Regions from separate parts of the Homo sapiens genome. Here region 1 is linked to region 2. Evidence: read pairs that join two places in POLR2A ChIA-PET (ENCODE). Cell type or tissue: A673. All regions are shown on one strand. Region 1 has its middle 28 kb from the start of MMP15. Region 2 overlaps CNGB1 (cyclic nucleotide gated channel subunit beta 1).

Region 1 (8,000 bases), 120 kb after region 2:
GCGTCCTTGGGCAAGTACCTCCACCTCACTAAGCTGATTCCCCATCCGTACAATGGGCACGCAGGCATGCCTATTCCATCATGTGGCTTGGTGGAGCTGATGCTTAGGAACACGTAGAACAGCTCCTGGCTTGTGAAAGGCTCTCGATGGTTCATTACCAATATCCTTACTCTAAGTGCAGGTACCTGGTAGGCACTGGGGTGGTGTCTGTTTCCTGCCTGTGGGATGGGGTCACAGGTCGGCCAGCCTGAGGACAGGTGCCTGGGAAGAGGGACATTCCTGTCCCACCCGCTTCCCTCCCAGCTGCCGAGGCCTCACCCCACTGGGCCCTGGGGACAGGGCTGCCCTGCCCCAGCTCCTCCCTCACCGAAACACTTGCCCTTCTTCCCAGACTCTGGGTCCAAGCCCCAAGCTCAGGTTTCCTCTCCAAGCACCTCTGACACCTCCCACCCCCAACGTCTTTCACCCACTCCAGTCTTCGCCAGAAATAGCCTTGCAACTCCCCTCCACTGACAGTCAAGCTCAGAGGCCTCTCTTGGACAAATAATATTACTCCCCTCTTGACACGGGTCACAGCATGATTTCTTAATGGGATCAACTGGATTCCATTTAAAACTGTTCAGAAACAGGGCAAGGTGGTGCATGCCTGTAGTCCCAGCTACTCAGGAGGTTGAGGCAGGAATTCGAGGCTACAGTGAACTATGACCATGCCATTGCACTCCAGCTTGAGTGACAGAGCAAGACCTCGACTCTTAAAAAAAAAAAAAAAAAAGAGAGATTAAAAAAAACAGAGAGAGAGAAAGGCTGGGCATGGTGGCTCACGCCTGTAATCCCAGCACTTTGGGAGGCCGAGGCAGGTGGATCATCTGAGGTCAGGAGTTCAAGACCAGTCTGGCCAACGTGGTAAAACCCAGTATCTACTAAAAATACAAAAATTAGCCGGGTGTGGTGGTAGGCGCCTGTAATCCCAGCTGCTCAGGAGGCTGAGGCAAGGAGAATTGCTTGAACCTAGGAGGCGGAGGTTGCAGCTAGCCCAGATCTCACCACTGCACTCCAGCCTTCGTGACAGAGCAAGACTGTCTTAAAAAAAAAAAAAAGTCAAACTAAAAATATTTGAAAGAGATTTATTCTGAGCCAAATATGAGTGACCAATGGCCTGTGACACAGCTCTCAGGAGACCCTGAGAACATGTGCCCAAGGTGGTCAGGGCACAGCTTAGTTGTATGCATTTTGGGGAGACATGAAACATCAATCAAATACAGTTAAGATAAACGTCAGTTTGGTCCAGAAAGGCAAGACAGCTCAAAGTGGGGGCTTCCAAGTTATACATAGATTTTAAATTTTACTGCTTGGCAATTTGTTGAAAGAGTTATTATCTATAGAAAGGAATGTCTGGGTTGCAATAAATGGTTGTGGAAACCAAGGTTTCATCATGCAGATGAAGCCTCCAGGTAGCAGGCTTTCCGAGACAGTGGATTGTAAACTTTTTTTTTTTAATCAGACTTGAGATCTATGTTGATGCTAAATGCTGGTTGGCTTTTCCTGAATTCCAAAAGGGAAAAGGGTATAAGGAGGCATGTCCGACCCCCCCACCCTTTCCGTCATGGCCTCTAGCAGTTTTTCAGGTTAACTTTGGAGTGCCTTTGGCCAAAAGGAGGGAGCCCATTCAGATGACTGGGGGGAGGGGGCTTAGAATTTCATTTTTGGTGGAAGAAAGGAAGGAGGAAGAAAGGAAGGGAGGGAGAGAGAGAGGAAAGGAAGGAGGAAGAAAGGAAGGGAGGGAGAGAGAGAGGGATGGAAAGAAGGAAGAAGGGAAAGAAGGAGAAAGGGAGGGAGGAAGGAAAGAAGGAAGGGAGGAAGGGAAGGTGGGAGGGAGGGAGGGAATAAAGAAGGAAGGAAGGCCGGAGGGAGGGAAGGAAGAAGGAAGGAAGGAAGGAAGGAGGGAAGGAATTCCTCTGAGCCAGTGATGCAGCACTATCCTACAACCTGTAGACTCCAGCCCAATCAATGTCTCTTTACAAATGGGGATACTGAGGCCTGGAGAGGGGGTTGATGAGGCCATAGTCACCTACTGTTTGAACTGTGTCTTCTGATCCCCAGGCAGGACTCTCCTCCCACCCTCCCCTATCTTACCCCCCAAGCCCTGACCTCCCCACCCCCATGGAGGACCCCCCCTCATCTGTTCTTCTGCAGAACCAAGGGCAGTGGGTTGTGATTAATTCAGCTTTCCTGATAAAGGGCAGTCCTGTGCTTCCTGGAGCACGAGTTTCCAGCGGCTAGTGAGGAGGAGCTCTGCTTGGCCTCCCCTCCCTCTGCCAGTGGCCCCTGCGTTGTCCTGTAAGAACAACCCCCCCTCCTTCTCAGTGCATGGACTCTGGCAGAGCTGACTGCTCACCCAGTGATGGCTGGATGGGCTTGTGCCCCAGGACCAGCCAGCAGCCCCCGAGTGCCTGGTGCAGGGGTAGGGAGGAAACCCAAGCCTAGCCCATCAGGGCCTCCCTGGGACTTTTCCTGGAGCCCCTGGGAGAGAGAAACCTGTGTCCACTGGGATTGCTGAGCTCCTGGGATGTGAGCCTGGAGCCCTTGACAGGTCATCTTGCCCCCACAGGGAGAGAGCCTGCCCCGGAGTGAAGCCAGTACAGAAGAAAACAGAGCCTTGAAGTGGCACAGAGCTGTGGAAAGGGATCATCTGAGCACCTGGATCCAGCCGTGCCTAAAGGCTCGTGGCCCGACTTTGCAGTTTCATGTACTGATCAACTCACTTTCTGAAGCCAGTGTGAGCTGTCAGGTTCTGGTTTGGTTTAGTTTTTTTGTTTGTTTGTTTGTTTGTTTTTTGTTTGTTTGTTTGAGATGGAGTCTCACTCTATTGCCCAGGCTGGGGTGCAGTGGCACGATCTCGGCTCACTGCAGCCTCCACCTCCCAGGTTCGAGTGATTATCCTGCCTCAGCCTCCCGCGTAGCTGTGACTACAGTCACACGCCACCATGCCCACCCGGCTAATTTTCTTTCTTTCTTTCTTTTTTTTTTTTTTTTGTATTTTTAGTAGAGACAGGGGTTTACCATGTTGGCCAGACTGGTCTTGACCTCCTGACCTCAAGTTATCTGCCTGCCTCAGCCTCCCAAATTGCTGGGATTACAGGTGTGAGCCACCATGCCTGGCCCCAGTTTGGTTTGGTTTTTAAATTTTTGCCTTGACGATGTCCTAGGGTAGCTTGAGTTCCAAATTCAAGCCTCCCTTCAGGCATTTTTATTGGCCACCTAAGACTCCTCAGGAGCTTGCCAAACTCCAGGACCACAAGGCGCCCATCTCTTCATCCGTCAAAAGTATACTGAGAACCAGGGTTCCCTCTGGGGTCTCTGGCACAACCCCACAGTTGCTCTTCGCAAGAGCCCCTGGGGATCAAGTAGACAAAGGGTGGAAGGTAGGGGGTGGGGCGAGGCAGGAGACATCAAGTTAACTGTTACGTGGGCTTTTTTGTTTGTTTGTTTTGAGACGGAGTCTCGCTCTGTCTCGCAGGCTGGAGTGTGGTGGTGTGATCTCCGCTCACTGCAAGCTCCGCCTCCCGGGTTTACGCCATTCTCCTGCCTCAGCCTCTGGGTAGCTGGGACTACAGGCGCCTGCCGCCATCAGGCCAGGCTCATTTTTTTGTATTTTCAGTAGAGACAGGGTTTCACCATGTTAGTCAGGGTGGTCTCGATCTCCTGACCTCGTGATCCGCCCGCCTCGGCCTCCCAAAGTGCCGGGATTACAGGCGTGAGCCACCGCGCCCGGCCACATGGGCTTTTTCAGATTACATAAAGAAATACGTGGTCAGCCACCACAGACAGTGAGGAAGCCACAAAAAAGCCAGAAATGGCCGGGCATGACTCATGCCTGTAATCCCAGCACTAAGGGAGGCTGAGGCGGGAGGAACCCTTGAGCTTAGGTGTTCGAGACCAGCCTGAGCAACACGGCGAAACGCCATCTCTACAAAAAAAAAAAATTTTTAATTAGCTGGGCATGATGGTATGTGTCTGTAGTCCCAGCTACTCAGGAGGCCAAAGTGGGAGAATCACGTGAGTCCAGGAGTTTGAGTTTGTGGTGAGCTGTGATTGCGCCACTGCACTCCAGCCTGGGCAACACAGCAAGACCCCCCGTCTCAAAAAAGAAAAGGCAAAAAAGACCATGAAAAATGCGAGCAATCTCTACTCTCCCACCAAACATCCTTGACACTTTAATGTAAATCCTCCAGGCTTTTCCTTATGAGGATATACTAATGTATATATATATATAGAGAGAGAGACAGAGAGAGAGAGTCTCGCTCTGTCACCCAGGCTGGCATGCAGTGGCACCATCTCGGCTCACTGCAACCTCCGCCTCCTGGGTTCAAGCGATTCTTCTGCCTCAGCCTCCTGAGTAGCTGGGACTACAGGCTCATGTCACCACACCCAGCTAATTTCTGTATTTTTAGTAGAGACAGGGTGTCACCATATTGGCCAGGCTGGTCTCGAACTCCTGACCTCGGCCTCCCAAAGTGCTGGGATTACAGACGTGAGCCACTGCGCCCAGCCATATTTTATTGTTTATGTCAGTTTGTACTGTGCATATTGGGGTTTTTTTAACCTGCCTTTTTCATTTAATATAGCATGAAATTTGGATGAGAAATTGTGGGATGTAGGAGACTTTCACTTTGTATTTGATTCATCGCTTGAATTTTTATGAGCATGCATCATATGCCCACGATGATAAAATACGCGAGTAAACAGTGCGGTGAGTCTTCACTTAACGTCGTTGATAGGTTCTTGGAAACTTCAACTGTTAAGCGGAAACAACAGAATGTATAACAAAACCAATTTTACCGTAGGTTAATTGGTATAAACAAGAGTTAAGTTCCTATAGCATGTAGTTCCTCCTTTCACTTAAAGTCTCAGTTTCCAGGAACCTATTGGCAACGTTAAGGACTCACTGTATACTTTAACTCTGTCTCCCAGGCTGGAGTGCAGTCGTGCGATCTCGGCTCACTGCAACCTCCACCTCCTGGGCTCAAGCGATCCTCTCAGCTCAGCCTCCTGAGTAGCTGGGATTACAGATGCACGCCAACATGCCTGGCTAATTTTTGTAATTTTTTTAGAGACAGGGTTTCATCATGTTGGCCAGGCTGGTCTCAAACTCCTGGGCTCAAGGGATCCACCCACCTCGGCCTCCTACAGTGCTGAGCCACCGCGCCCGGCCCGTAGATCATTTCCTACTACATCCTTTTGGTGGATGCACTCTATGGATGCCTGGAGTTCCTCAATCCATGGCAGCACAATTACAGATAAAATTCAGAGAGGCCTGTAATTATCACAAATGATCCTCCAGGGTCACACTGTACCAGACTTGATATGCTTGCACATCCCCGTTGAGGGAGTTCGTCTGCTTGTACTTCACAGCAGAGGAGCCCAAGGCTCAGAGAGGTGAAGGAACTTACACAAGGCCACACAGCTAACCAGTGCTGGAACTGGGACTCAAGCCCACACCTGCTTCTGACCCCAAAGCTCATGCTCTTAACCTTTCATGTATTCAGTGAACATCTACTGATATCGGGGGTCAGACCAGGGGTCTAGCAGTGAATAACATAGAGACCCTCGGCCAGGCGCAGTGGCTCACGCCTGTAATCTCAGCACTTTGGGAGGCTCAGATGGGTGGATAACCTGAGGTCAGGAGCTCGAGACCAGCCTGGCCAACATGGCGAAACCCTGTCTCTATTAAAAATACAGAAATTAGCTGGGCATGGTGGCACGTGCCTATAATCCCAGCTACTTGGGAGGCTGAGGCAGGAGAATCCCTTGAACCCGGGAGGCGGAGGTTGCGGTGAGCCAAGATCATGCCATTGCACTCCAGCCTGGGCAACAAGAGTGAAACTCCATCTCAGAAAAAAACAAAACAAAACAAAAAACATAGAGACCCTCCTTACTGAGGTCACATTCTAGGGAGGTGAGCATTCCAGGCAGAGGGAGGAGCAAGCACAAAGATCCTGAGGCTAGACCAGGCCTGGCCTTTCTGGTTTGAGGACCAGAAAGGAGACAGACAGTGGGTGAAGGGGGTGGAGGTGGGAGGAAGGGAGCAGGACCAGGCTATGTGGTAGAGTCGGAGTTGTTCTAAGCCTGATGAAGAGAAACCCTGGGAGTATTCTAAGGGGCAGGGGGAAGCTGACATGATTTGATTCATAATTTTTTTTCTTTTTTGAGACGGAGTCTCGCTCTGTCGCCCAGGCTGGAGTGCAGTGGCATGATCTCGGCAGTGAGATCACTGCAAGCTCCGCCTCCTGGGTCCACGCCATTCTCCTCTCTCAGCCTCCGGATCAGCTGGGACTACAGGCGCCCGCCATCACGCCCGGCTAATTTTTTGCATTTTTAGTAGAGACGGGGTTTCACTGTCCTAGCCAGGATGGTCTCAATCTCCTGACCTCATGATTCGCCCACCTCGGCCTCCCAAAGTGCTGGGATTATAGGCGTGAGCCACCGCGCCCGGCCCTGATTCATAATTTTAATAACACATCCTGCACATCCTGGCCAGGTGTGGTGGCTCACGCCTGTAATCCCAACACTTTGGGAGGCCACGGCGGGCGGATCACTTGAGGTCAGGAGTTCGAGACCATCCTGGCCAACATGGTGAAACCCTGTCTCTATTAAAAATACAAAAATCAGCTGGGCTTGGGGGCACGCACCTGTAATCCCAGCTACTCGGGAGGCTGAGGCACGAAAATCATTTGAACTCCAGAGGCAGAGGTTGCAGTGAGCGGAGATCACACCACTGCACTCCAGCCTGGGGGACAGAGCAAGAATTGGTCTCAAAAAAAAAAAAAGGATACATTGTTTTTGTTTTGCTAAATGACTTTTGCAAACACCCACAATCCTTGCCTTCAGAGAGAGTCCGAGAAGCGGAATTGCCAGCCCACAGCGTCCCAAGGCTTAATACCAACAAATTACTCCCAGGAAGAAAATAGCATCTGTTTCTATTCCTCCCTGAAGTGGCTGAGTGCCTATCCTCTCCACTAGCTGTGAGATCACCTTTATCAACATAATTGGTGAGACTGCTAAAAATAATGCTTTGTTGGCTTTATTTGCAGTTCTTTGATTACCACTGAATCTGAACATTTTTGCCTATGTTCGTTGTTAACCCTTTTCGGTTTGAGGGTTTTGGGGGGTTTTTTGGTAGGGGGAGGGGATAATGGCCTACTCATCACCATTGCCCAATTGCCTTTTGGGATGTTTCTTCTTATTGATTTGTAAGCATTCTCTCTAGTGTGAAGAAATTGACCGTTTATTACTCAATGAATTTTAGGGCTAGAAAGTTCTTAGCCCAAGCTCCTGGGCTCCTTGTGCAACATGTACAGATAGGGAAACTGAGGCACAGACAAGAATGGGTATTGGCTCTGGTCAGTTCGGTCAGTTCTCTGGAACCATGTTCTCCAGTGAGAACCCTCTGTCAACTTCATTCATTACGTGAGAGAGCCTGTCCCTTCCTCTACGCCCTCCTGGTGTCTATAGGGCTCTTTCTCTGCCCCCACCCCCAATTTCCTACCACAGCCTCTTATTCAGTTTCTAGTGGAGGGGAAGCCATTCTGCAGACAACTGGCTCTGTGTGCAGATGCCTCCCGTGGAGGAATGGGCTCCTGAAAGCAGAGCTTTGTTTCCTGGGGTGGGGATGAGCTGTCCTCTCCTTGTCCCCAGATAACAGGAGGGGGGCACAGAATGTGATTAGGAGGCTTGCTGCATGCACGCATGCCTATGCCAGCAGTCAGTTCAAGGTGGTGCAGGGCTGCAGGAGCAGGCTTCGGACATTAAAGGAGCATCAGAGAAGAGGCAGTGGGTGAATCCGACTAAGTCCTGGATCAGGTCTCAGAAATCCTGGGTCAGAGTCCAGCTCTGTTTGTGCAACTTACTTGAGCTTTCAGCCTCTGCTTCCTGTGTTATAAGATGAGGATCCCAACAGTGCTAAGAATCAGTGAAAAGATGGGCTTAAGTATGTGCAGACA
Region 2 (8,000 bases):
ATTGTCTATCTTGGCCCCTCTAGAATGTCAGCCTCATGAGGGCAGGCCCCTGCCAGGCTTCTCCCTCATGTATCCCCAGCACCCAGGGCAGAGCCCAGCACATACAGATGTTCAGTACATGCTTGCGAATGCATGAATGACAGGGACAAGAGGAGCCTCACAGGCCCAGCTCACAAGCAGAAAGCCAGAGGCTTAGATTCCAGCCACACATGATCTTGGTCCCCTCCCTCCCCTAAATATGCCACCCCCTACCCAGCCCAGCCTTCATTGTTTCCCTGCCCATATAAAGGGAACAGGGGTAAATGGAGAGATGTCTACAAGTGGAGCCATTTCTGGATCCCCTAATGGGCTTTGTACATACTTCAGTGAACTAAACATAAGAACTGATGAAGTTGTGAGCTGTACTCCAAGGCTCAGTGAAACTGTGTCTCTTTTCTCTGTGTTAAGACCTCACAGCCCTCAGTTTGCTACACCTAGCCATCTCCACTCTGACAGCCTTCTGACCTCAGCTGAGCAATTACTCAGGAGCTCATGGATGAGAGCAAAAATTAACTAAGAAGAAAGAACCATCTCTACATCCAACCAGTGCAGAAGAGTTACAGACAGCCTCCCTTAGCTTATAAAGCACTGTCCTGCCCTTGGCAGTTTGCCTCCAGCTGTACACACAGCCTTCTCCCAGGCACCTGGCTTGAGTTGTCCAAAAGCAGCTCTAACCACTCAGCAACAAATTTATCTGAAGAGGTGTAAAAATGTGCACCACCTTGACTAGGAGTGTCACTCTTGAGAAAGGAGCCTAAGGGCAGAGAGCGGAAGACCAAACACGTGATCATGGTGCCATTAGGGATAGGGCCCAACAAGAGGGGATTTGTTAAGTTCATTCCGGCACATGGAGCTGGAGGAATACCCAACAGCCATCATAAGTGAGCATTAAGGAGACAGCCCAGCAATATGGAAAAGGGTTCATGGAATGAGACAGCACCGTAAACTGGATCCCTCCTCCAATTAAAACCATTCAAGACCATGGGCCTAACCAAGGCATAGAGGAGAATGCAGAGTAGTAAAAACACCATCTTGGGTGGTGGGATTGTAGATGATTATTTTTCTAGTGTTCTGTGGTGTTTCCATTATATTATCTATTATCTTTTTTTTTTCTTCAGACAGAGTCTCACTCTGTCACCCAGGCTGGAATGCAATGGCATGATCTTGGCTCACTGCAACCGCTGCCTCGCAGGTTCAAACGATTCTCCTGCCTCAGCCTCCTTAGTAGCTGGGACTATAGGCATGTGCCACCATGCCCAGCTAATTTTTGTATTTTTTAGTAGAGACAGGGTTTTTCCATGTTGGCCAGGCTGGTCTCAAACCCCTGACCTCAGGTGATCCATCTGCCTCCGCCTCCCAAAGTGCTGGGATTACAGGCATGAGCCACTATGCCCAGCCCACATTATATTGTCTAATAATACAATGGGTAGATGACACTGAAAGCACAGGTAACAAAAGCAAAACATAGACAAGTGGGATTATCTCCATCTAAAAACTTCTGCATAGAAGGAAACAACAGTGAAAAGAAAGCCTGCAGAATGGGAGAAAATCTTTGAAAATTATATATTTGATAAATAAAAGAAACTCCTACACCTCAATATGAAAACAAACAAACACATTACCTAACTAAAAAATAGGCAAAGAACTCGAATAGACATTTCTCCAAAGAAGACATACAAATGGCTGGCAGGAATATGAAAAGCTACTCGACATCACTAATCGTTGGGTGTATTAGTCCATTTTCACACTGCTATAAAGGACTACCTGAGACTGGATAATTTACAAAGGAAAGAGGTTTAAGTGACTCACAGTTCCGCGTGGCTGGGGAAGCCTCAGGAAACTTACAATCATGGAGGAAAGCAAAGGGGAAGCAAGGCACATCTTACACAGCAGTGAGAGAGAGAGAGAGAGAGGGAGAGAGGAAAAGAGAGAGAGGGAGAGAGAGAGAGACTTTTTCTTTTTAATTTATAAGGAAAAGAGGTTTAATTGACTCACAGTACCACAGGCTTAACAGGAAATATAACTGGGAGGCCTCAGGAAACAAACAATCATGGCAGAAGGCAGATGGAAACAGGTACATCTTCCCATGACAGAGCAGGAGAGAAAGAAAGAGCAAATGCGGAGGGGCCACACAGTTTTAAATGCCAGAAGTGCCACAGTTTTAAACCATTGGATCTCGTGAGAACTCACTGTCATGAGAACAGCATGGGGAAAACCAGTCCCATGATCCATTCACCTCCCACCAGGTCCGTCCCTTGACACATGGGGATTAAAATTCGAGAGGAGATTTGGGTGGGGACACAGAGCCAAACCATATAATCAGAGAAATGCAAATCAAAACCACAATGAGATACCATCTCACACCTGTTAAGATATCCATGATCCAAAAAATAAATAAATAAATAAGACAGAAAATAACAAGCATTGACAAGTATGTGGAGAAATAGGAAAAATGGTATAGTCACTGTGGAAAACAGAATGGTGGTTCCTCAAAATATTATAAATAGGACTGCCATATGATCCAGCAGTCCCTGTTCTGGTTGTTTATCCAAAATAATCAAAATCAGGATCTCAAAGAGATATTTGCACTCCCATGTTCATTGTAACACTATTCACAATGGCCAAGAGATGGAAACAATATAAATGTCCATCAACAGATAAATAAAGAAAATGTGGGCTGTGTTGGCAGCTCACACCTGTAATTCCGGCACTTTGGGAGGCTAAGGCAGGTGGATTGCTCGAGCTCAGGAGTTTGAGACCAGCCTTTGGCAACAAACTAAGACCCCATCTCTACAAAAAATAAAAAATTAGCTGGGTGGTGGCATGTGCCTGTAGTCACAGCTACTCGAGAAGCTGAGAAGGGGAAATGCTTGAGCCTAGGAGGTTGAGGCTGCAGTGGACCAATATCACACCACTGCACTCCAACCTGGGTGACAGAGAGAGATCTTGTCTGAAAGGAAGAAAGCAGGAGAGGGGAGGGAAGGAGAGGGGAAGAGAGGGGAGGGGAGAGAGAGGGGAAGGAGGAGGGGAAGGGGGAGGGGGAAGAAAGGAAGGAAAAAAGAAAAGAAAATAAAAGAACAAAGAAAAGAAAATGTGGCATATCCATACAATGGGACATTACTCAGCCTTAAAAAAGGAAGAAAATCCTGTCACATGCTACAATGTGGATGAATCTTAAGGACATTGTGCCAAGAGAAATAAGCTAGTCCCAAAAAGATAAATATTGCATGATTCCACATATATGAGATATCTAAAGTAGTCAAGCTCATAGAAACAGAAAGTAGAATGAAAAAGTAGAATGGTGGCTGCCGGGGCTGGGGTGGGGGTGAAGGGAAGAATAGGGAGTTGCTGTTCAATGAGTATAGAGCTTCAGTCATGCAAGACGAAAAATTCTAGAGATGTGCTGTAAATAATGTGCATATAGGTAACAATACTGTACTGTACACTTAAAATTTAAGAGTTTTTTTTTTAAAAAAGACTTGGTGAGTTATAATATGCAAGTTTTAATAAATAGCATCCTATCAAAAATGAAATAAAATAAAATGTGGAGGTAGAAATTAATTCTGTAACATTTATTATGTATTACTATATTATTTATTTATTTTAAATTTAAAAAGTTTTTTTTTTTTATTTTTTGAGACAGAGTCTTGCTCTGTTGCCCAGGCTGCAGTGCAATGGCACAATCTCAGTTCACTGCCACATCCCAGGCTCAAGCAATTGTCATGCCTCAGCCTCCCGAGTAGCTGGGATTACAGGAGTGAGCCACTATGCCTAGCTAATTTTTTTGTATTTTTAGGAAAGACGGGGTTTCGCTATGTTGGCCAGGCTGGTCTTAAACTCCTGGCCTCAAACGATCCACCCACCTCAGCCTCGCAAAGCGCTGGCATTACAGGCAGTAGCCACCGTGCCTCGCTATTACTATATTATTTATTATATTACTCCTTCTAACTTATAGCTGAGGGCATTTGGGACAGGGCCTCCCATGAGAGCTTTTATAAGAGACCTAATTCAGGAGTTAGGAAAACGAGGAAGGGGCATCATAGTCCCACTTCTGACACCAACTCGCTGTGTGATTTTAGTCCAGCTGCTTCTCCCTCTGGCCTCAGTCTCTTCATCTGCCAAATAAACAGGTGGCACAGTGCCGAGAAAAGCCCAAGAGAAGCATAAAAGGTAACCTGTGTGTCCCCGAGGCTGAGCTTGGGACTATAAGGGTGTCTGATTTGGCAGGAGACGGTGGCGGCAACACGGTTGAGGGTGGATTCTCTTCTGCCATGAGGGGGCAGCTATCAGCATCAGTATCTTCCACCTGCACTTCTGGGTGCTGTTTCGTGGCAGGCACTGGGGGAGAGGAAGGAGAGGAGAAAGTCAGAGAGAGACAAAAGCTGGGTCCCAGGAGTCCAGCTGTGTTCTTGAAGAAAACCAGAGAAAGCATGTTTGGAGGGGACTCTGATAGCTTCACTTCCCAATGGGGCACACAGAAAAGCTCCATGCAGGGGGTACAGGAACGTGGTGCCTGGGGTCCTCTGAGGGTCACAGCCACCAGCCCAGGAGCCACGAAAGAAGCCACAAAGCCACAGAAACCACGGGAGCTCCCCTACACAGCCTGGAGCCCAGCTCTCCTAGCTCTCAAAGCCCAGTTTGGTTTCCCTGCACTTGAGCAAGCTCCAAGAGCTGAGGCAGTGGCAGCCCCCAGAGAGGACACAGGAGAGCCAGAGTCCTGGCGCCTGGCCTAGCACAGCCTGAGTCAGCTGCTTCCCCTCTCTGAGCTTCAGTTTCCCCACCCCAAGTTAGGGTGACCATGCCTTCCCAGGCCTGTGGGGAGGAGCCAGAAGGCACAAGTACTCACATTCTTAAAGATTCTTTTTTTTTTTTTTTTTTTTGAGTCGGAGTCTCGCTCTGTCTCCCAGGCTGGAGTGCAGTGGTGCAATCTCAGTTCACCCCAAGCTCCTTCTCCTGGGTTCATGCCATTCTCCTGCCTCAGCCTCCCGAGTAGCTGGGACTACAGGCTCCCGCCACCACGCCCGGCTAGTTTTTGTTTTGTTTTGTTTTGTTTTTTTGAGACAGAGTCTTGCTCTGTCACCCAGGCTGGAGTGCAGTGGCACAGTCTCGGCTCATTGCAAGCTCCGCCTCCCAGGGTTCATGCCATTCTCCTGCCTCAGCCTCCCAATTAGCTGCGAATACAGGCACCTGCCACCACGCCCGGCTAATTTTTTGTATTTTTAGTAGAGACCGGGTTTCACCGTGTTAGCCAGGATGGTCTCGATCTCCTGACCTCGTGATCCACCTGCCTCGGCCTCCCAAAGTTGCTGGGATTACAGGTGTGAGCCACTGCACCCAGCCAAGTCCTCACATTCTTTTTAAAAATTATTTTATTTGTTTGCTTTTGAGAAGGGGGGGCGGGTCTCACTCTGTCACCCAGGCTGGAGTGCAGTGGCACGATTGCAGCTCACTGCAACCTCTGCCTCCTGCAACCTCTGCCTCCCAGACTCAAGTGATCTTCCCGGCAGCCTCCCGAGTAGCTGGGACCACAGACGCACACCACCATGCTCGGCTAATTTTTGTGTTTGTGTAGAGATGAGGTCTCACCATGTTGCCCAGGCTGGTCTCGAACTCCTGAGCTCAGGTGATCCACCTACCTTGGCCTCCCAAAGTGCTGGGATTACAGGCGTGAGCCACTGGGCCCGGCTGGCCTCACATTCTTGAAGAGCATCAAATGGAGACATTTGCAGGGTCCCTCCAATCAAGGGTAACAGACTGTGTAGTGTGTGCTACTTCCTATTTGGATAACTGCTTGGTTATGTCCTTGTTCTTGTACATGCCAGGGGCCCCCAAATTCATCAGCTAGCCTGACTCTGGACCTCTGAGAGGCCCTGTACTGTGTCCCACATTCTGAGAATCAGGTCCTCTCCAGGGAGCCTGGACGTGGCCCTACCTTGGGCTCCATCACCCACCTCAGGGACTGCAGGGACAGGTCTGCCCCAAGTCCAAGCTCAGAGGATACTGAGAGGCTGGGATAGTATTCCTCCTTCTCCCCTACACCTAGGGGGGTCTACCCAATAGCAGCTGGGCACAGGTGTGGGCACCAGCAAGGCAGGCAGGGATACACCCCCCAAAAGCGGGAAGCAGGGAGATTTTGAAATAATTATATATGTGCTTTTTGTTTCTTTTTCTTTCTTTTCTTTTCTTTTTTTTTTTTTTTTGAGATGGAGTCTCGCTCTGTCGCCTAGGCTGGAGTATAGTGGTGTGATCTCGGCTCACTGCAACCTCTGCCTCCCAGGTTCAAGCCATTCTCCTGCCTCAGACTCCTGAGTAGCTGGGATTACAGGCCCCTGCCACCACGCCTGGCTAATTTTTGTATTTTTAGTGGAGACGGGGTTTCACCATGTTGTCCAGGCTGGTCTTGAACTCCTGATCTCAGGTGATCTGCCGGCCTTGGCCTCCCAAAGTGCTGGGATTACAGGCATGAGCCACCGCACCCAGCCGATATGGGGTTTTTTTCAAATGGCCTTTATAAGAAAAGCCGGCACTCTGTTAAATTGCTTACACTTACTCTATAGTTTAATGGAGTGAACCCTAAATCCTCTGGAGAAGAGGATGAGCAGGAATGGAGAAGTTGTTAAAAATGTAAAGGGGGCCAGGCACAGTTGCTCATGCCTGTAATCCCAGCACTTTGGAAGGCTGAGGTGGAAGGATCCCTTAAGTTCAAGAGCAGCCTGAGCAACATAGCAAAACCCCACCTCTACAAAAAAATTCAAAAATCGGCTGGTCACAGTGTTCCAGCTACTTGGGAGGCTGAGGTTGGAGGATAGGTTGAACCTGGGAGGTAGAACCTGCAATGAGTCAAGATCGCGCCTACTACACTCCAGCCTTAGCGAAAGAGCGAGACCCTGTCTCACAAAATAATAAAAAATAAAATAAAATGGAAGTAATGTTCTTACTACAGCTTCTCATTACCTTGTCTGTAGCATCTAGAATCATCATGTACTCTAGCACAGCTAGATCAGCCCCCTGTGTCAATGTGTCCCCGGGAACATTTTCCCAAGTGTGGGGCTCCCAGAGACTGGGGAGGACACGAGATGATCTCAGATGGTACAGACAAGGCAAAGTATAACCTAGAATAAGAATGTTACTCCTGGTCGGGCGCAGCAGCTCACGCCTGTAATTCCAGCACTTTGGGAGGCTGAGGCAGGAGGATGACCTGAAGTTAGGAGTTTGAGGCCAGCCTGGCCAACATGGAGAAACTCCATCTCTACTAAAAATACAAAAATTCCCCAGGCCTGGTGGCATGTGCCTATAATCCCAGCTACTCAGGAGGCTGAGACAGGTGAATGGCGTGAACCCGGGAGGCGGAGCTTGCAGTGAGCTGAGATTGCGCCACTGCACTTCAGCCTGGGTGGCAAAGCCAGATTCTGTCTCAAAAAAAAAAAAAAAAGCAGCAGTGGTTGCAGTGAGCCAAGATCGCGCCACTGCACTCCAGCCTGGGCAACAGAGCAAGACTCCATCTCAAAAAAAAAAAAAAAAAGTTACACCCTCTTTTAGTGAATACCCAGAGAGGAAGTCTCGGGTCGGTGCCACTGTGGCCTTAGAGCCTCTCTCACACAGCCTAATCCCACTTGTGGCTAACAGAGCAGGCCCAGCTTCGAGCCTGCAGCAGGCCCATCCGTCTCATTAGAAAACAGCAACACCATTGTGTTTTCAGTGTATTTGAGGTTATTTTTATTTATGCCTCTGTTTATGGCAAGCAATGCTGGTTTTCCATTTGAATAGTAATAAAGTTTTCCTGTTTAAATATACTTAATTAAATAAAAAAGAGAATCCACTGAAAGAAAAATAGTAAGCAAATAAAATTAGAATTGAGGCCGGGCACAGTGGCTCATGCCTGTACTCCCAGCACTTTGGGAGGCTGAGGTGGGCAAATCACCTGAGGTCAGGAGTTCAAGACCAGCCTGACCAACATGGCA

Evidence for each region. ChIA-PET counts read pairs that join two places held together with the same protein. Peaks named below come from ENCODE experiments on the same cell type or tissue, not always from the same donor. Only the 100,000 strongest peaks of a DNase experiment are listed, where the experiment ranks them.
Region 1: POLR2A ChIA-PET joins it to region 2 with 11 read pairs; 2 of 35 experiments call an interaction of 5 or more read pairs at or near these places.

The regions. Positions count from the first base shown.
Region 1 is chr16:58,049,704-58,057,703 of GRCh38, forward strand. No RefSeq gene overlaps it. Among named protein-coding and RNA genes, the nearest start is that of MMP15, 28 kb to the left of the region's middle. In A673, no CTCF peak of the experiment used is centred here; no DNase peak of the experiment used is centred here.
Region 2 is chr16:57,927,502-57,935,501 of GRCh38, forward strand. It overlaps CNGB1 (cyclic nucleotide gated channel subunit beta 1), which reads right to left. Exons shown (of 33, transcript NM_001297.5): 17 at 4,215-4,377. Among named protein-coding and RNA genes, the nearest start is that of CNGB1, 40 kb to the right of the region's middle. In A673, no CTCF peak of the experiment used is centred here; a DNase peak (open chromatin) is centred at 4,810.